Regions from separate parts of the Homo sapiens genome. Here region 1 is linked to region 2. A link is an interaction called in ENCODE POLR2A ChIA-PET data of the cell type or tissue named here. Cell type or tissue: OCI-LY7. All regions are shown on one strand. Links, peaks and the distances in the headings refer to the core of each region. The heading gives the core; the rest is flanking DNA.

Region 1 (10,472 bases), core at 2,465-7,464, 54 kb before region 2:
AGTTCCAAGCCAATCATGAATTTCCAGGAAATTCACTTATGAAAGGGAATTTTATACCCTGCCTCTTCTCAGTGTGGATAACAGTCCCAGCTTTTAAAAAATACATTTATTTTACTCTCTCCAGACAAGAAAATTCCTAGAACTCAGTCGTTCTCTTGCCAGGTTAAATTCTGAGAGAGAAGGAATCCCCCAAAAGGTTCTAAACATCACTGGCCATCAGAAAGTATCTGTGTCAAAAGCATTTTTCCACAAGCTGCAGGTCCCACCCTGTTGCTGCGCTCTCTCATTCTCTTCTCCCAACTGCTTGCCTCTGCTGCTCATCACTGCCAGTTTGTAATAGTTGCTTAAGTAAGTACAGGTACTCCACCTCTTACTCCACCCCTCCCTCACCAAACTAGGTTTTGGACCCATCTTTGCTTATCCCAAAAGTTAAAGACAAGTTCTGTTCAACAAAAGATTAGACAGAACAATCGTTATGATCTGTTATACAACAAGTAACAGGGCCTTGTCAGTGCATTGTTTTCTTGTATATAGCCTCGGTCAAATTCTTAACCATCAGCTAGAGCTATGGGGACTCGGGTGTCCCGGGGCAAGAAGGAGTCAACCCTTAGACTATGGAAAAGATCAAAATGAAAGTTAAAGTGAGTACATGAGTGGCCATTTTATTGAGAGATTAGCTAGATCAAAGTTAATGAACGTGAATGCTATCACATTTCCTAAGTTGTGAACATTCATGTAGAAACTGGTTTGAAATTTACTACCATTTTATTATGACTGTAATAAAAATAATAGCCAAAGTGTAATAGTGCTGAGCACCAGGCCTCATGCAAAACTCTTTACCTCCACCATTTAATTCTCAAATCAAACCTTTGAGGTGGATCCTGTTATTACGGTGGGGAGATCTGTGGAGTTCCAGCAAGGGGTTGAGGCACTCAGAAGGCTTAGCATAAGCTACTTACCAAATAGTTTAGAAATTTTTCTATCTCTACCAACGTGTACCAACTGACTGTCAGCCATGGAAGCATTCTGAATAATTGTTAATTGTTCTCGTTGTTTTATAATTGTTGCTCTAGCTACATTTCACTTACAGGATCCGATTTTCCAGGAAGTCATCCAAAGGGCAGCATTGTTATTGCCAAGAGCAAGAAGGGGTGACCTTGAGATAATCATTTTACCCATCTGGGCCTCAGTTTTCTCATTTGTAAAATAAAAGGGTTGGACTAGGTAAGTTTTAGTTGTTCGTCAGTTCTAAAACTATAAATCTAGCCAACTTGACACACCATTGACAATAACTACAAAAATGAAATATAGGGAAAAAAAGTCTATATTTTCATTTTTATTTTTTAGAGACAAGGTCGCAGAATGTTGCCAAGGCTCGTCTTGAACTCCTGGCCTCAAGCTGTACTCTTGCCTCAGCCTCCTGAGTAGCTAAGAATCTATATTTTCAAATTCAATGTGTTTTAAGTCACTTTTGAGCCAGCTCCTTAAACAAACTCTATACCTACTCATTAAAAAGCCAGAGCAAATCTTTCCCATTACAAGAGTAAATGAAGTGATTGATTTAAAGACTGATGAAACTAGCCAGACTATCCCTCCCTATGACTTGCCTCCATGGCTGAAATTTCTGTCTTCTCCACTGGGATAAAGCAGCATATAGTTCACACTATTGATTTCTAATTGAACATTCACTCCCGTCCTTCCTTATTAATAGGGCTGTTTATTTTTGTTTTCATCTGCCAATTCTTTAGGTAACCACCCAAAACTCCAACTACAGAAAGGCAACTCAATTAGCCAATAAATGGGTTCCCTAATATGGTAGGAGATTTATCATGCTTACTCTCTCTTTCCAGACATACAAAAAGATTATATTTTTCCACACCCACCCCCAGATACCCTCCTCCCCTTGCAGTTGGGCTGGACCATGTGACTGACTAGCTATAGCCACCAGTCTGTAGTGGGTTGTGGGCAGAAGTGGTATGTGTCAATTCCAGGTAGAACAGTTCATGGCCAGCGTAAGTCCTTACAGTGTTTACTCTTCTCCAGACTCAAGACCAGTATTATCTTGAAAGTATCGGTAAAGCCTCTCTCGGCTTAACTTCCAAAAAAAAGGACAAGGTAGAGCAGCCTGCCTCCCATTTTCATCTGGTTTTAATAAGAAATACACCTTTGTAGTTTAAGCCACTGAGATTTGGGGGCATTTTTCAATGCAGTATGACCTAGCATCTAGGTTATGCTAGACTAGAATATGCTAGAATTAGAATAGTCCTAGACTATTCTAATTGATACACTTGAAAACCATTAGGACCAGGATAAACTGGCCCAATCAGACTGAAGGAAAGGATTTTCAGTCCATATCTGGGGGAAGGAGTTCTCTCTTTCCTGCCAGATATGAGCAAGTCAACCTGTAACCCAGATTGCCATTGGCAGCAATCTTGCAAGAGGAACTAACCTGAAAATGAAGTCAACCTACTGGCGATGGCAGACAGATAGAAAACCCTTGCAGATTTGATTGAGCTGTGGTCATACCACTCCTGAAAACTATTCTTTCCTGGACTATTAATTCTACAAAATAATAATTATGTTTGTTTGTTCCCACCATAACACTGTAAGCAAAAACTCTATCTTGTATATCTTTAATTTCATCTCAGTTCCTAACACAGATATGTCTCAAGAAGCACTAAAACGTATTGGATATAGCCAGCAATTATGGCTCATACCTTCACCTCAACATTTTGGGAAGCCAAGGTGGGAGGATCACTTGAGGCCAGGAGTTCAAGACCAGGCTGGGCAACCATAGCAAGACCCCTGTCTCTATTTTTTTAAATATATTGGATACATTAAAAACATTTTAATGTAATAGATCATACTCTTGCCTTCAGAAAAAAAAGTATTATCTGTATTAACAAGGAGAGAGAGTAATTTGATTCAATCCAATCTTCTTACAGATGAAGAGATTAAAACCTTGTAAGACATTACAAGGTTTATCAAGCTCATATAGCTTTGGTATGGCAAAATTGAAGTAGGGAAATAGCTAATAATTTCTTCATCAAAATTGACCATAGTTTCCAACTTAGGATAGAGAAGTATTGAGCCAGTATATTACTCTCAGACTTACTAGCTTTTTTGTAACCACATCACACCAATCTGGTTCAACTTTTATGTAACAAAGTTGTGAGTTGTTTTTCAGTTACCAATGGCCCCCCAGTTTGAAGGTCACCTAACCTGAACATGCCCAGATGAACCGAGTCTGCAACTACAGCGGGAACCTAAGTGCTCTGACTGAGGAGTGAGGACTGAATTAAGAAGGGGACACCACATTGTAGGATCCAGGATCTAATCGTATCAAGCTTGGCATCACCCCATGGCAGGATCCAATCAAATCATACCTCCCAGCATCACCTCATTGCAAGATCCAATCAGATCACATCTCATGACTTTATGCTTATAAAACCTGGCCCAGGCCAGGCGCTGTGGCTCACACCTATAATCCCAGCACTTTGGGAGGCCGATGTGGGCAGATTACTTGAGGACAGGAGTTCAAGACCAGCCTGGCCAACATGGTGAAACTCTGTCTCTACTAAAAAAATACAAAAATTAGCTGGGCGTGGTAGTGGGCACCTTTAATCTCAGCTACTTGGAAGGCTCAGGCAGGAGAATCATTTGAACCCAGGAGAAGGAGGTTGCAGTGAGCCGAGATTATGCTACTGCACTCCAGCCTGGGCAACAGAGCAAGACTCCATCTCAGAAAGAAAGAGAGAAAGAGAGAGAGCGAGAGACGAAAAGAAAAGAAAAGAAAAAGAAAACAAGCCCTGCACAGGGAGACAGAGTTGAGCATATCTTCCTGTCTCCTTGCGGTTGACTTGCAATAAAGCTTTTATTTTCTCAAAAGCCAGTGCCATGGTATTGGCCATTGGCCTCTATGCACATTAAACAGTGCTCAGTTACAATCTGACCTTGGGCAAGTTACTTAACCTCTCTGAGCTCTGGTTTTTCCATCTATAAGAAGGGATGATGTCCCCTAGCTCATGGGGTTGTATAAAATAAATGACTCAACATACAAAAAGCACTTAGTACAATTCTTGACATATAGTAAATGTTGTATACATTGCAGCCCTATTAAATGATGTTTATTCATAGCTAAACCATTTTTATGCATTAGGATAGATCCTGTTCTCCTTTACCATTCATTTAATTCAGACCATCGACCTGTATTTTATCATCTCATATAATTTTAACGTATACCTATATTAGTGTGTGGCCAGCACCCACCTTTCCTATAGGAACTACTGCTCTCATGCCCACATTTTTATTATGATGGCAGCGAGAGCTGTGTGACCGCTGTCCATTGCCCACACCTAATTGGTCAAGAGGGGGACACCTGACCCAAGATGGGACAATGAACCCATTCCTCCAGAATGTTTATAGATGTGAGAAGAGAGATTATCTCAGGCCTCACCTAGATATAAAATCTGGGAGAAGTCATTAGTCATTTGCCAAGTGGAGAAACTCATTCTGCATTAGAGAATAAAGTCAGTGGAAAGAGGAAGCAGAGAAGACAGAAGTATCCTTATACTGGAATTCTCAGTTCCAGGTTTTGCTGACCAGTAGTTGAATTTCTGCCTTTTCTTCTGCTTAGGCTCCTCTGTTTCTAGGCTTTCCCTGTATCCTTCCAATATTGTTTCCATCTTGCCTAAGCTATTTCCAGGTAGGTTTATTGTAGATGCAATTAATGCAATAATATGCTCTATTATCATAAAGTAAAAAAAATAAGAAGAGGAAAAATTTTTAGATGTATTACTTTTCATTAATGACCTGGATGATACCACTAAGAATATGACCATCAAGTTTATGAAAGTGAATCAACAAATTTTTATAAGATACTAACTATATGTAAGCTCCCAGTAGAAGACACTTCAGATTTACCTTCCTATATCTTTTCTCATTTTTCCATAATCACAAATCCCCATTTCTGGATAGTCCTATTGGAACTCAACTAAAATCTTACTTTTCCTAGTCTCCCCTGCAATGGATGTGGCTGCATGACTAAATTCTGCCTATTGAGATCTAAGCAGAAATATTGTGCAGTGCTTACATTTTTTAAAAAAATCATGAAAATGAAGGAGATGCACCCTTCTTATCGCTTCTCTCCATCCTATTACCTGAGGCATGATGATGTGATGACTGGAGCCCTTTCAGCCATCTTGGACCATGAGGAGGATAGCTGTACCCTGGGAATAACATAATAGTGACTGGGAGGGAGCTGGCTCCTTGACAACTTTGTCAAGCCTCCACGCCAATCCTGGATTGCTCATTTCCAAAATTATTTTGTGTAAGCTGCTGTTTTATTTAAGCCACTATTATCTAGGTTTTACTGTTATATGCCACTAATTCTGATACTATTGATACAATAATACCATTGCAGTTTAATAAATTCTGATACTATTGATACAATACCATTGCAATTTAATAAACTATATTGAGTTAGGCTGGATCAATAAGGCTGTATAAAAAGGAGCAAGGCCGGCGCCGGGTGCAGCAGCTCACGCCTGTAATCCCAGCACTTGGGGAGGCTGAGGCAGGCAGATCACGAGGTCAAGAGATCGAGACCATCTTGACCAACATGGTGAAACCCCGTCTCTACTAAAATACAAAAAATTAGCTGGGTGTGGTGGCACATGCCTGTAATCCCAGCTACTTGGGAGGCTGAGGCAGGGGAATTGCTTGACCCGGGAGGCAGAGGTTGCAGTGAGCTGAGATTGCGCCACTGCACTCCAGCCTGGCGACAGAGCAAGACTCTGTCTCAAAAAGAAAAAAAAAAGAAACAACGCTGGGTGCAGTGGCTCACACCTGTAATCCCAGCACTTTGGGAGGCCGAGGTGGGTGAATCACAAGGTCAGGAGTTCGAGACCAGCCTGGCCAAGATGGCAAAACCCCATCTCTACTAAAAATACAAAAAAATTAGCTGGGCGCTATGGTGGGCGCCTGTAATCCCACCTACTCAGGAGGCTGAGACAGGAGAATCATTTGAACTCAGGAGGCAGAGGTTGCAGTGAGCCGAGATCACACCACTGCACTCCAGCCTGGACAACAGAGTGAGACTCTGTCTCAAAGAAAAACAAACAAACAAATCTGGCCCCGCACAGTGGCTCACACCTGTAATCCCAGCACTTTGGGAGGCTAAGGCGGGTGGATCACCTGAGGTCAGGAGTTCGAGACCAGCCTGACCAACATCGTGAAACCCTGTCTCTACTAGCGCCTGTAATCCCAGCTACTCAAGAGGTTGAGGCAGGAGAATCACTTGAACCCGGGAGGTGGAGGTTGCACTGAGCCGAGATCATGCCATTGCACTCCAGCCTGGGCAAGAAGAGCAAAACTCCATCTCAAAAAAAAAGAAAAGAAAAAGAAACAAATCTAGAAAGGCTCTTGAAAGAACTATTACAGAAACAAGTACATATTATTATATTTTAAAAATTAAAAATCCAAAAATAGACAATCTGGGGAAGGATGGGTAGGAGCAAGGTCATAAGGAAAAATTGCAGCCAAAAAAAAAAAAAAAAATTAACCACTATCAGTATGATATAAATACTTGCTCCAGCAAGAATAAACCTTGCTAAAGTCACTAAAGTTCCAATGTTCAGCTTTTCAGAGGCAAAAATTCTACCTTATATGTTAACCCAAGGGCAAATTAGAGTCTGATGGGAAAACACTAACTCTAACCAAACTGACAAAAGTCTGAAAAACCAGAGGCCCTCTTGAAAGCAGAGATCCTGCCTATCTGTCTTGATCCCCACCATGTAGCATATTTATTGAATGAGTTAATTAATTTTCATTGCAATATAACTGCCAACAGGATTGAGAAACATAACCTCTGGTTAGTCAGGATCTTCTAGTTTCCATGGGAACAAGGCCATATAAAATCATGGTTCAGAATGTTGATTCTAACTATATTTGAATCCTTGCTCACCAATTAATAGCTGTGAGACCTTGGGAAACTTTAAAACTCTCTGTCTCATTTTTTCATATCTGTAAAGTAGGAATAATAATAGTATCTACATCATAGGGTTGTTGTTAGTATTAAATAAGTTATTACATATAATACTCCTAAGAACAGAGCCTGACACTGAATAAGTACACCATAAATATTAGCCATTTATGGCTCTACAAAAATCCTAAACTAAAGCAAGCCTTTGCAGACCCTATAATTATCTGATCTAAATCCAAAATCAAGATAACATGAAAACAGAATCTAAGGAAGCAGAAGAAAGAAGTGATTGACAAGATTTCCTAGACCAAAGTCTGAATGTCATTTCAGTTCTGCAGTACATGCTATAACACAACTGTTGGTATTTAAAGCAAGGACTAAAGGTTCTAAAAACAACTCCCTATAAATTGTGCTGGTGTGATTTACAAGTAGACTTATAAACCTACATAGATAGAGGTCAAGTGGGGTTAACTTGTATTTATTTCAAGACTGATCATTTAGTTTAAAATATACTCCAGGCGGGCACAGTGGCTCACACCTAAAATCCCAGCACTTTAAGAGGCTGAGGCAGGAGATTGTTTGAGCCCAGGAGTTGGAGACCAGCATAGGCAACATGGCAAGAACCCCATCTCTACAATTTTTTTTGCTTTAGACGGAGTCTCACTCTGTCACCCAGGCTGGAGTGCAGTGGCGCGATCTCGGCTCACTGCAAGCCGCCTCCCTAGTTCATGCCATTCTCCTGCCTCAGCCTCCCAAGTAGCTGCGATTACAGGCGCCTGCCACCACGCCCAGCTAATTTTTTGTATTTTTAGTAGAGACGGGGTTTCACCGTGTTAGCCAAGATGGTCTCGATCTCCTGACCTTGTGATCCACCCGCCTCGGCCTCCCAAAGTGCTGGGATTACAGGTGTGAGCCACCACGCCCAGCCCCAGATTTTTTTTTTTTAATTAGCTGGGCATGATGGTGCATGCCTGTGGTCCTAGCTACTTTGTAGGCTGAGGTGGGAGGATAACTTGAGCCCAAGGTTGAGGCTGCAGAGAGCTGTGTTCATGCACAGCATTCCAGCCTGTGGGACAGAACAAGACCCATTCTCAAAAAAAAAAAAAAAAAAAAAAAAATCACACTCCATCTTTTGGGCTCCTACACTCACATATCAAAGGGCTGAGAAGACTATGCAACTTACTTGAGCTCTTTAAAGTGCAAGGACCCAGGAATCACTCAGTTTACTTCAAAGAAAGAGGGGCTTGTTTAAAAACACAAGAACTGAGACTTACCCCAGAGCTGAAACACTGTCGGATACTGAGGCACCTAAAAAGCTGCGCCTCCATGTCTCTCACGTTTCCGCATTCCCCATGGCATTCCTTTTCCTGCTCTTCTCTCACTACCAACTCAATCCCTTTTTTTTTTTTTTTTTTTTTTAGACAGGGTCTCACTCTGTCACCCAGGCTGGAGGGAGTGCAGTGGCACAATCTTGGCTCACTGCAACCTCTGTCTCCCGAGTTCAAGTGATTCTTATGCCTCAACCTCCCCAGTAGCTGGGATTACAGGTGTACACCACCACAAATTTTTTTGTATTTTTAGTAGAGATGGGGTTTCATCATGTTGGCCAGACTGGTCTCGAACTCCTGGCCTCAAGTGATCTGCCCACCTTGGCCTTCCAAAGTGTTGGGATTACAGGTGTGAGCCACCATGCCCAGCCTTTTTATTCTTTATTCTACCTTTTGGTTACTGCTCCCTTATAATTTTGGATCCCTTATAATTTCATCTTCCTTACGGCATAGATACTATCTTAACTTGCAAATTCTCAGTTTCCTATTACACATTCTCCAGAGAAGGAAGTCTTGTTAGGCCCGCATATCTCTTTCTTCCAAGCCATGTCATAGGTCTTCTGGCCTTGAATCAGGTGTTACTTTGGTCCAAACTACTTCAAGGTGGTGGTGGCTACCCCTTCAGCAAGGGCTATGGACATGGGTGTAGCAAACACAGGAACTGGCTGACATCTTTGGTACCCTGCTATACTTTTTTCCCTTGCTTTCTCCTTCAATTTTCTGCAATTCTCCTAATCTCTCCAATATTCACTCATAGATCTTACCATTCCCTCCTTCTATTCCCAGTACTTAGCAATTCAGTTCAGCGTCAGTCCTCATATTGGTTTTTGCAAATTCCCCCGTGTGTTGTTTCCAATAATTGTTGGATTTGGTTCTGTTTATGAAGTCAAGTGGGCTTTTGGAGCTCATCTTTACACCATGTAGCTTCTCACCAACTGACTCAGCCTCCCTTACATTGGTCTGGTAAAAGGTGGGCTCAGGAGAAGTTATGAGTTATATAAGTGCAACCCTCATGGCTTCTTTTAAAAATAGCAAAAAGGTGAAAGCGGTATGATAATGGTACAAAACTGTCTTCATATAAGAAAGACAGCCCTTTTTTTTTGAGACAGGGTCTCCCACTGTTGCCCAGGCTGGAGTGCAGTGGCACGATCCTGGCTCACTGCAGCCTCAACCTCCCAGGCTCAAGCAGTCCTCTCACCTGAGCCTTCCAAGTGGCTGGAACCACAGGTGCACACCACCAAGCCTGGCTAATTTTTAATTTTTTGTAGAGACAGCGTCTCTCTATGTTGCCCAGGCTGGTCTTGAACTCCTAGGCTCAAGCAATCCTCCCTCCCAAACCTCCCAAAGTGCTGGGATTATAGGTGTGAGCCACCACACCCAGCCTTAAGACAGCCATTTGGAAAGCTAATCTCCAGAGTAGGTTTATCAAAAGCTAATGCTATCATGTGTTGAAGTAAAGAGTTTATATAAATAATGGCAACAGAAGTCGTATACCCCTGAACCAACAGGGAAGACTAACAGGGAATTAACAGGGAAATATAGAGGAGTATATGGATATTTGATGGACACTAATGTCTCTGCCACTTGTGGTACATGACATACACACCCATATGAGGTATAGCTCTGGATAACAACTTAAGAAATATCAAGAATAATGGAATGGATGGCAGAAGGCAAATTTCAAAAATTTTGAAGAACTTGATGATTGGGTAAAAAAGTAACTAAAGATTAATGAGATTTGGGGCACGGTTGAATAGTTATTTGATACCATTGATATAGTTTATGGTTGACTGGATGCCACATGAAGGGTATGAAAACAAAAGAAAAAGAAAAATAGTTTATGCTTGTGATAACTGCATTTAGAATTCAGGTCTTCCAATCCTAAACCCAATGTTCTATTCACTCTTTCAGGTTCCATATTTCATGTACAAAATAGCAAAATATATTTTTAAAAATTCTGGAATCAGATGGGTTGACCATGATATCCCCAGTGTCTAGAACAGTGCTTGGCCTGTGGGAAATGTTCAATGAACAGTTATTGAATAAGTGGATGAGTGAATGAATGAATGAAGAAAGTAGATTTTATTACAACAGACTAAATGAAAGAAGTTTTGTCTTTACATGTTATTAGATCTTGCAAATGGTTTCCAATGAAGTTTTAA
Region 2 (10,472 bases), core at 3,611-8,610:
GGGGGTATCTCAACCACCTAAGGGTAGGGTCTGCTTAGGCTGCAGAGCCCTAAAGAAATAGCCTCTGTTCGAGTATTCTAGCAGTGAATCTGGGTATTTTGCCCCTCCCAGGGAAGCTGAGACTGTTTTACAGCTATTGTCTCATCTGTAGCCCTAGGCAGGATGGGAACTGTTATAAATAATTCTTTCTAGTTTCAACTCTGGAGACTTGCCCGAGGCTTCTGGCTCTGTGGTCCACACCTGGCTTCTGTAGACAGCAACAACAGTAACTACAGCAGTTGACATTTTTATAATACTTGCTATGTGACAAGCACTCTTCCAAGTACTTTAAATACACTAACAAATCCCTGCAACACTTCTGTGGAGTAGACATATTATCCCCATTTTAGAGATAAGAACACTGAATCACAGAACATAAGTAAATGCCCAAGGTCACACACCTAGTAAGTGAAGGAACCTGGCTCCCGCCAGAGTAAGTACTCATGGCTTCTATTAATCCAGATGAGACCCAGAAGCTCCCTTCTGGTTCTTACCTCTCCTGGGGAGAACTTTGTCCCAGTGCTTGCCCCTGACCACATGAGTTGAATGAAATCAACTCAGGTGGCACGGAAAAGAGGCCAGCAGTAGTGGCCTCAGTGCCTCTGCCAGATATGTGAGCCGGTGTTCCAGTACCCTGCTCTCTCCACATTTTACCTTTGGGCCTTTGTTTTTTTACAAAGCAGCAGTAACTCCCAGATGGTTTGATATCAGAGGTCATCACCCCACCTTGCTGCCTACTAAGGACATGGTGGCCCAGCCCTAACAAACCACAGAAAACTTGCATGCTTGTCTTCAACGGAAAGAAGAGAAGGCTTCCTGGTGGGCCCTCCCTAATGGAGCCAACCACAAAGCCAGCCATTGGACAGGACTCTAAAGTAAGGAAAGGCAGTCCCCTCCCAATTCCCCACCCACACTCTCTCACCTGCCACGTCAGGAAGTGTAGGGTGAACCTCTTTATACTCAGGTGTTAGTCATGCTTCCTATCCCTCCCAAGGGGGCATCCTAATATGGGATCCCTTGGAGGCAGCAATGACTCACCCAAAGGAATGACGCTGGTAACAGAACGATCATCAAATGATGATAATCGAATGAGGCTTTTTTTTTCCCTTTCTGCTATAGGAAAAAAAGAAAAAAATATATTTTTCTTTTCTTTTCTTTTTTTCTGAGATGGAATTTCACTCTTGTCACTCAGTCTGGAGTGCAATGAGGCAATCTTGGCTCACTGCAACCTCTGCCTCCCAGGTTCAAGCAATTCTCCTCCCTCAGCCTCCTGAGTAGCTGGGCTTATAGGCATCTACCACCATGGCTGGATAATTTTTGTATTTTTAGTAGAGATGGGGTTTCACCATGTTGGCCAAGCTGGTCTTGAACTCCTGACTTCAGGTGATCCACCCACTTCAGCCTCCCGAAGTGCTAAGATTACAGGCGTGAGCCACTACACCCGGTGGAAGAAAAAATTCTATTCCTCTTCACTGACCTCCTAGCTCCCCAGTTAGCTAAGGCTTTGTGTTTAGCGGTCAGTCTTAGTTCCTCATTTTGTCTTGGGGGTAGTGGTGGCAGCAGTTAGCTAATGGTTTCTCTATAATTCAAGGGTCAAACCCAAGAAGGAATTAGATGGCAGTACCCCAGAGGATGAGGTGGGGATTGGTTGGAGAGAAGCTAGGGCTTTGTGGATGAGAGAGAGAATTGGATTCTATGAGTCTGGAGCCTTGCGCCTTTTCTGTAAAGGGCTCTGGAGGTTGCTGGTGTCTAGGGGAGCAGTTGGTGCCTGGAAGTCAGAATGTCTCTGTAGGAGGGGTTTAGGGGCAGCAATCTGATTGAAAGGCTGGGAGGGGAAGAGGATGCTCTAAGCTGTTTACATGGCTACATACATGAAAATGAGAAAATATTAATTACCTACAACAAGGAACAGGGGATGCTGACCTAGATTACGGGGAGAAGATCTAAAGTTTCCTCAACACTCCTTCTACTACCACCACCACTCAAACTTGGCACATGACTAATACCTCAAGGACAATCTCTAACTATATAACCTTGGAAATATCCACAAGGGCCCCTGTGGCAGAGCCTGCAGGTAAAGTAGGCACTTTGAGGTGAAACCTTTTAGTCCAATAGCTGTGTCACATAACAAAAGTAGCAACATTAATAATGGTGGCTATTTTATTGGCTAACTCAATCCCCTGCCCCATTTTGCTATTACCAAGCAGGGCCCCGGATTCTAGTACGGCCCAACAGAAAAGAGGGGATTTCAATAATCATTAATATTGGGGATTGCACCAGCCAGGGCAAGGTGGGGCTCACAGCATGATTCCATTTGATTTTAAAAAGTAAAGTGATGTGCATTTCCTTGCTCCTTGGCGAAGTGGAGCGAATTCCTACCTGTTATTTAGGCATCAGTGAGAGAGTGGTGGAGCGGGGAGGGAGGCAGAGTGATCCTCAAATCACCAGGCAGTAGGAGAAGCTGCCAGGCTCTGCCCTCCTCCATTTGCCTTTAGTTGGCAAAAGACAAATTAGCCCAGCGCCTCCTGAGCTGAGTTTGCAGTGCAGAGTCTGCAAGAATGTTTGCTTGGGGAGCAGCACTGTGCTTTACCTCAGCAGGTGTAATTCCATCACATGATTGTCTTGGATCTGCTTTTCCCCACTCCAGCCTGAGCTTGCCAAGTCAGAGAACGATAGCTGAGAAATAAATAGTTCTTCTCTGTGTCAGCCCAGGAAACACTAAGGGTCCCTTTACACGGTATAGAATGAGCATTTTCTTACTGCTGGGGTTAAAGAAGGCCTCTCTCCCTGCCCTTGAGGCCTACAGCCAGAACTTTCTCTTTGCGGGAAACTCACTGGCTTCCACGGGAAGCCAGACTGGGCCCTGCGGCCTGCCCTGCCCAGCCCATACCCAAGCTTTACAGGTCGCCAACACACCAGTCAAAGGAGGAAGACTAGGGCCTTCACGGGGACACAGAGACAGGGCTAAGTGCTCTACTGCCTTGGAAACTTTCGGTACAACCTTGGCATCTCTAGCCCAGAGAGTTATTTCTATTGCAGTTTAAGGTTACTACCTTGGGCAGGTAACTTTCACCTTCTGGAAACTGCTGACAAGGAAGCTAAATAAGAGGGACCTCCCCAGCCCAAGCCTGGAAAGCTCAGCCATTCAGCCCAGGAGCCAAGATAAGGTGAGCCTGGTCAGTGCCAGCAGCCTGGGCCCACTCATGCCTAAAGACTCGTAGGGTCCCGTGAAGCCAGGTCAGTGTCTGACCTTCCTCTTTCAGGTTACAGATGTTCCCTCTGCATGTCTGTTGCAGGACTAAGCTGGCTTGAGAGACTCTGGGGTTTCTGTACAGCCCTGACAGGGACCAAGAGAAGAGAGACTATCACTGAGTTCTAGGGACTCCTTTTTTATTTTTAGTAGAGACAAGGTCTTGCTGTTGCCCAGGCTGTTCTCAAACTCCTGAGCTCAAGCGGTCCCCCTACCTCGCCCTTCCAAAGTGCTGGGATTACAGATGTGAACCACTGCCCTCAGCTTGAGTTCTTACTTGAAGTTCAGATTTCTGGGCTTTTTCTGGAATGAGACACAGTACAAAACCATAACACTTGATGTGATGTTTCTTTCTTTCTTTTCTTTTTTTTTTTTTTGAGACAGAGTCTTGCTCTGTCGCCCAGGCTGGAGTGCAGTGGCACGATCTCAGCTCACTGCATCCTCTGCCTCCCAGGTTCAAGAGATTCTCCTGCTTCAGCCTTCCAAAATAGCTGAGATTACAGGCACCCGCCACCACTCCTGGCTAATTTTTTTGTATTTTTAGTAGAGACGGGGTTTCACCATGTTGGTCAGGCTGTTCTCGAACTCCTGACCTCAAATGATCTGCCCACCTCGGACTCCAAAAGTACTGGAATTACAGGCATGAGCCACTGCACCCAGCCACTTAATGGTAGGTTTCTTATAAACCTACTGCATGGTTATATAAACGAGATGATAGAAAAGGAAATCTCTGTACTGTTGTCTTCAGTGCTTGTTAAGATACACAGTAGCCACTCCAGTGCGTTAGCCATCTCTGACAGGTGCTAGATTTTCCCCATTTGCTACTCATAATCTGCTCTCCACCCTTCTTTGCCCTGCTCTCTGCCCATGAGGCTGAGTCACAAGGATGACATCAGTAGGCTGCTTTTGCCCTCCAGCCTCTAGGGGTTGGCCAAGGAGGTTGGCATATTTATTTCTCTGGTTCCTTCCTGCCAGGTGGCCCTCTCTATCAGCTTTCTAGGTTCCTTTAATGGGTTCCATTGCCTTGTCCTTACAGACATGGTGGCGGTAGTGGCTCTTGCACTCACCAGCCCAAGGGTAGTGCACATCCCTTTTGCTTTGTCTAAGCCCAGTCCATGCTTTGTAAATAGTGACTTTATTACACTCTTCCTAAATGACTCAATTTAAGGGCATCCTTTTTTTTTTTTTCCAGGCTAGGACACTAACAGATGAAACCTTTAGAACATTTTGCCCTTATTACTATTTCTAAGTTAATATGGGGAAATTTTACTTGACTTTGCCCTCTCCTAACTTTTTGCACATAAAATTTTATTTTCTCTTTTTATTTTTCTTTGAGACAGGGTATACTCAGACTGGAGTGTAGCAGTGAATTCCTGGGCTTAAGCAATCCTCCTGCCTCAGCTTCCCAAGTAGCTGGGACATAACATCTAACATTCCCAAGTAGCTACTAGTGCATAACATCTAAAAAAAAATTTTTTTTTAATTTTAAAAATTAAAATTTTTTTTTGTAGAGATGGGGTCTTGGTATGTTGTCCAGGCTGGTCTCAAACTCCTGGCCTCAAGCCTTCATTCTGCCTTGGCCTCCCAAAGTGCTGGGATCATGGGTGTGAGCCACCGGGCTTGGGCTTATTTTCTCCTGGTATTGCTAGTTTTTTTTTTTTTTTTTTAGACGGAGTCTTGCTCTGTCCCCAAGGCTGGAGTGCAGTGGCGTGATCTCGGCTCACTGCAACCTCTGTCTCCCAGGTTCAAGCAGTTCTCTGCCTCAACCTCCCAAATAGCTGGGGTTACAGGCACCTGCCACCACACCTGGCTAATTTTTGTATTTTTAGTAGAGACAGAGTTTCACCATCTTGGTCAGGCCGGTCTTGAACTCCTGACCTCGTGATCCACCTGCCTTGGCTTCCCAAAGTGCTGGGATTACAGGCATGAGCCACCACGCCTGGCTAAAGTAGTTTTTTAAAATTTAAAATGTATACAATAATTTTTTGTTTTCTAAAAAGCAAGATCCTTACTGTAATTGCTTTCAGGAGATAATTTTAGATAATGTATTAGTTCGTTCCTTGTTGATTATAATAGAATATGTGGAACTGGGTCATTTATAAAGAAGAGTAATTTATGTCTTACAGTTATGACGGCTGGGAAGTCCAGGATTGAGGGGCTGCAACTGTGAGGGGACTCTTGCTGGTGAGGACTTTCTGTAGAGTCCCAAGGCCACACTGGGAATCACATGGTGAGGGGCTGAGTGAGCTCACATGCTTGCTTAGGTCTCTCTTCCTCTTCTTAAAAAGCCACTAGTTCCACTCTCATGATTACCTGCTAGTCTATTAGCCCATTAATCCATTAACCTATAAATGGATTAATCATAAGGGTTGAAACCTTTTGATCCAATCACCTCTTAAAGATTCAATACGGTCACATTTTGAGATTAAGTTTCTAACACATGAAATTTGGGGGACACATTCAAACCATAGTAGATAAATAAGGAAAAAAAAGTCTTGCAAATTTTGCATTTTAAACCAGCACTAACAGGTGTTTCCGACGCATGCTACGGCTTAAGAAGCACTGCAAAAGTCAGCTCTTCAAGCTTCTCACAGGCAGCTGTCCTAAGACATCAGCATCCCCTTCCCTCCATTAGAGCCTACACCAATGAGTTTGAGATAAAGCAATTTTATATAAAAACAGCCTAGTATCTCTATATTGGAAAGTCTGTCCTTAACACCAGGTTTTGAAGTCCAGGAAAGCTGTGTACGTTATTTAACTTAAAAAGTTAAATATGGGCCAGGCACAGTGGCTCACACCTGTAATCCCAGCACTTTTGGAGGCCGAGGCGGGTGGATCACCTGAAGTCGGAAGTTCAAGACCAGCCTGACCAACATGGCAAAACCCTGCCTCTACTAAAAATACAAAAATTAGCCAGGCGTGGTGGCGCATGCCTGTAATCCCAGCTACTCAGGAGACTGAGGCAGGAGACTTACTTGAACCCGAGAAGTGGAGGTTGCAGTGAGCAAAGATCGCGCCACTGCACCTAGCCTGGGTGACAGAGTGAGACTCTGTCTCAAGAGAAAAAAAGTTACATATGTATATCTATCTATATATTTAAATCACATATATATATGTGTGTGTGTGTGTATGTGTATGTGTGTGTATGTGTATATATATATATATATATATAACTTTAGGCCGTGCATCGTGGCTCATCTCTGTAATCCCAGCACTTTGGGAGGCCGAGGCGGGTGGATCACGAGGTCAGGAGATGGATTCCATCCTGGCTAACATGGTGAAACCCCGTCTCTACTAAAAAATACAAAAAATTAGCTGGGCGTAGTGGGGGCGCCTATAATCCCAGCTACTTGGGAGGCTGAGGCAGGAGAATGGCGTGAACCCGGGAGGCGGAGCTTATAGTGAGCCAAAACCGCGCCACTGCACTCCAGCCTGGGCGATAGAGCGAGACTCCGTCTCAAAAAAAAAAAAAAAAAAGAAAAACTTTAAAAGTTTTATACTCAAGGCTTTTCCTAGAATATACATTCCTCCATATTCCCTATTTTAAAAATTACCTCTTTGTCTCTCAAGCTCAACAACTTTTCTGTGAATCTCTTGATCCTTGCACATCTGGCATGAAAATATCCCAAGTTATCTGCATTGGCAGATGGAGCTGTGCTGAACAGAAGCTTTATCCTGGATTCGGTCCTCTCTCCCAGCACAAGCACCTGACTCAACTTCCGAAGTGTGGAGAACGTTATGGAACTTCATCTTGCCCTAGTTTACCTCCTCCGACTTCCAGTCCTACCCACTTATACTTCTTCCTGGTCCAAATGGATTATCCCCCTAATTTTTCCCCTTAAAGATATCAATAGAAGATTGATTATCCACACTGTATGCTCATTATTGTCCTGCGTTGCTCCTTAGAAGCTGTTGCTAAGTAATGCTAAGTACTAAGCCAGGTTCCTGTGGTCTGCTCCCGCACCCTAGAAGGGTCTTACGTGAATTGGGCTGGGATGAGTTCCAGCACATGGGAACTATAGGAAAATCTGAAACAGAGGCAAAAAGTGACCTTAGGAATGAAGTCTCCTTTACATTGATGATGTGTGACCTGTTCTCCTCATTCTCCTCAGCAACTTCAGACTGGCTACTTCTTTTTTTTTTTTGAGACAGACTCTTGCTCTTTGTCCAGGCTGTAGTGCAGTGGCACAATCTCAGCTCACTGCAACCTTCTCCTCCCAGGTTCAAGCGATTCTCCTGCCTCAGCCTGCTGAGCAGCTGGGATTACAGGTGTGCACCACCATGCCCGGCTAATTTTTTTAATTTTAATAGAGACAGGGTTTTGCCATGTTGGCCAGGCTGGTCTTCCCCAGCGAGTTTTCACCAGCTCTAGCCCAGCCTGACCCTTTTTCTAGTGAAAGGCAGGTCCCACTTGACTGTTATTTTCATCCAAAGGAATGAACAGCCAGAGCCTCTTACTTCCCAGTATGTAGTAGTGGTTATCATCAAGCAGTTGATTACATAGAGCTTTGTTTGGGGAATATAATTCTTTACAAGTCTGGCCGTAATAAAATACAGACTTGCCGCTAAGATTTGCGGGGCCTTGGGCACGAGTGCAGATGGAAGTCCACATACTACATATATAAAAGTTGTAAATTACACTAACAAACGGATAAATAAAATATTTCAATTCCCCTATACTGACAAATATCCCCTCATAAACACAAAATATACACACAGATACAAATATACAGCCCTTGAAAAAGAGAAAGAAACGGGCTAATCTGGAAGGCCAGGTTCAAATATGGAATTCTTGAACTTCTCAGAGCTCCATGCGGGGACATAGTGGAATGGAAAGAGCTGGCCCCTGACCCACCCCCCACTTATCTTCCTAGCCCAGGCACTGTCCCACATGACAAAGGGCCTTGAGTACATTCACGTAGACATGACCAAGCTCCATCCACATTCCCACTCTTACCTCATCACACTTATTGCACACCTTTCATGCCTAGGAATAAGTACATTAGTGGTACAGTCTGTCCTTGGGGAAGTGTACCTGCAGAAGTGGCCCAGGCCCAGGAATTAGGCTCTAGAAGGGGAATATGGGCTCTGAGTGGGAACATCCCATTGGTGGGTTCTTTCCGCCATGAGAGGTATAGCCAAAGTGGGCCAGAGTGAGGCCCTCTAAAGCATGGGATCCTCTAAAACATGGGACCATAGGCAGAGGGCACAGCCAGTGAAATAAGATAGCTTAGATGGAAGATACACCCAACAGTAGGGAAATCACTAAAGAGGTCATGAAAGCTCCAGGTAAAATGGTGGCCCCGGAGAGGAGAGGAGGAAGAGATAGAGATTATCTAGGAAGCAGATCTGAGCAGACACACAGAGTGCAGAAACCAGTGCTTCGGCAAATGCTACCTGTCCTGGCTTCAGCCCCTGCCCAGAGTACCCACACTTCTCTACTGGGCCCTGAAGACCCCTTCTTTGCCTAAGCTAGTTGGAGTAGGTACTGTTACTTGACAAAAATAAAGTCTTGACAAGATACTACTTCGTGTCGCAAAAGAAACCGAAGTTTCCTAGAGAGAGAGAGATGGCAGAGAAAGAAAAGGGCTAAAGACAGAGGTTTGAGAAAGACATAAAATGCAGAAAAAGAGAAAGAAGAACCCAAGTAAGAGTTGTGACAGGAGTAGGGAAAGAACTAGCTCACTCGGGTGGGCATTTCAGAAAGAAGAGCTGGTCGGTTGGAAGATGAGGCCTGAGTAAAGGTCACTGGAATTGATGACTAAAAGATCACCACTGACCTTCAAGATAGCACAACTAGAGATGAGTGTTGGCAGACAGATGTGCCCAGCTGTGCTGGGGAGATGGAGCAGCAGCTGTTCACACATGGCCCAGGGCTTTCTTCTGCCCTGTATGGGTGTGAGTATGACCCCCCTGCCTGTTTCACAATCTCCTTCTACTGAGCACACTGGGGAACGCTGGCACCCTTGGGGCCAAGGCAGATTTGAAGTGTGTTAAAGAACAGGGTGTGAACTGCCATGATCCCGGATGTGACTCCCTAAGGACAGAGTGTCTGGAAAAAAAACCAACCAACCAACTGAAGAACCACTGGGTTTGGGGGGATCCCTAGTCTTCACCTGAAACACTGGGAATTACCTCTTCCTCTTATTCTGCATTCCCTTAGGATGTCCCTTAAGGACAAGTCCCAGCCCAGGTAGGTAGCAACCTCCGCTGCTCTGCCTGCCTGCCAAGGTGAGCCAGCTTCTCATTTCCTCGTCTTGTCTCAAGGGGTGTGTGTGTGTGTGTGTGTGTGTGTGTGTGTGTGTGTAGGGGAGGATCCCCTACAAAGTCTTTCTTCCAAATCCCAGCAATTCGGCCGGGCATGGTGGCTCATCCCTGTAATCCCAGCACTTTGGGTAGCCAAGGCTGCAGGATTGCTTGAAGCCAGGAGTTCAAGACCAGCCCAGACAATATTGCAAGACCTCATCTCTACCAAAATAAATAAATAAATAAATAAATAACAACCAAAACCAAAAAGTTGCCGGGCAAGGTGGTACACATTGTATTCCCAGCTACTCGGGAGGCTGAGGTGGGAGGATCATGTGAGCTCAGGAGGTCGAGGCTGCAGTGGGCCACAATTGTGCCACTGCACTCCATCCTGGAGTGAGACTCTGTCTCAAAAAAAAAAAAAAAAAAAGTCTCAGCAATTCGAGGATAACGACAAATAAGTAAAGATAACTTTTTATTTAAGGAAGCCCATCTATGACTCCCTGTTAATACAGCTGACAACAGGAGAACCCAGGCTATGAAGCCTACAGAGCATTTGCAAGGGAGGTAGGCTACCTGTAGCTAGAGAAAATGAACCATGGCACAGCCTGGGCCCAACTTCTCCACTGTGACCATTGCTCAGAGACTGCCATATAAGAGAGAATTTCGGAAGTGTGAGGTTTGACCCTCACGATGGACCCACTGCTCTGACTGGCTTGCTGTGAGCTGTCACCCCCACCCTATTTCTCCTCAACCTTCAACCACAGTTCCTAACCTGAGTGATCACCAAGCTGGGTGACCCCCACTGCACCCCCTGCCAAGGGTGAAAGGGAGGACAGAGTCCACTGGCTGGTCCTTCCTGCTAAGTTTATGAAAAGGGAACAGTGTCAGCAACGTCTCCCCTCCCCTGACTCAGCAGCGTGCACTGTCAGCACTT

The links. Peaks named below come from ENCODE experiments on the same cell type or tissue, not always from the same donor. Only the 100,000 strongest peaks of a DNase experiment are listed, where the experiment ranks them.
Region 1: POLR2A ChIA-PET joins it to region 2 with 7 read pairs; 15 of 35 experiments call an interaction of 5 or more read pairs at or near these places.

The regions. Positions count from the first base shown.
Region 1 is chr14:65,399,825-65,410,296 of GRCh38, reverse strand. It overlaps a transcript of FUT8 not described here. Among named protein-coding and RNA genes, the nearest start is that of FUT8-AS1, 7.6 kb to the left of the region's middle. In OCI-LY7, for the core only: no CTCF peak of the experiment used is centred there; no DNase peak of the experiment used is centred there.
Region 2 is chr14:65,347,056-65,357,527 of GRCh38, reverse strand. It overlaps a transcript of FUT8 not described here. Among named protein-coding and RNA genes, the nearest start is that of MIR4708, 17 kb to the right of the region's middle. RefSeq lists enhancers at 1,492-1,581, 402-1,601. In OCI-LY7, for the core only: a CTCF peak has its summit at 4,289; DNase peaks (open chromatin) are centred at 4,237, 5,527 and 5,847; H3K4me3 peaks cover 1,674 bases; H3K27ac peaks cover 4,144 bases.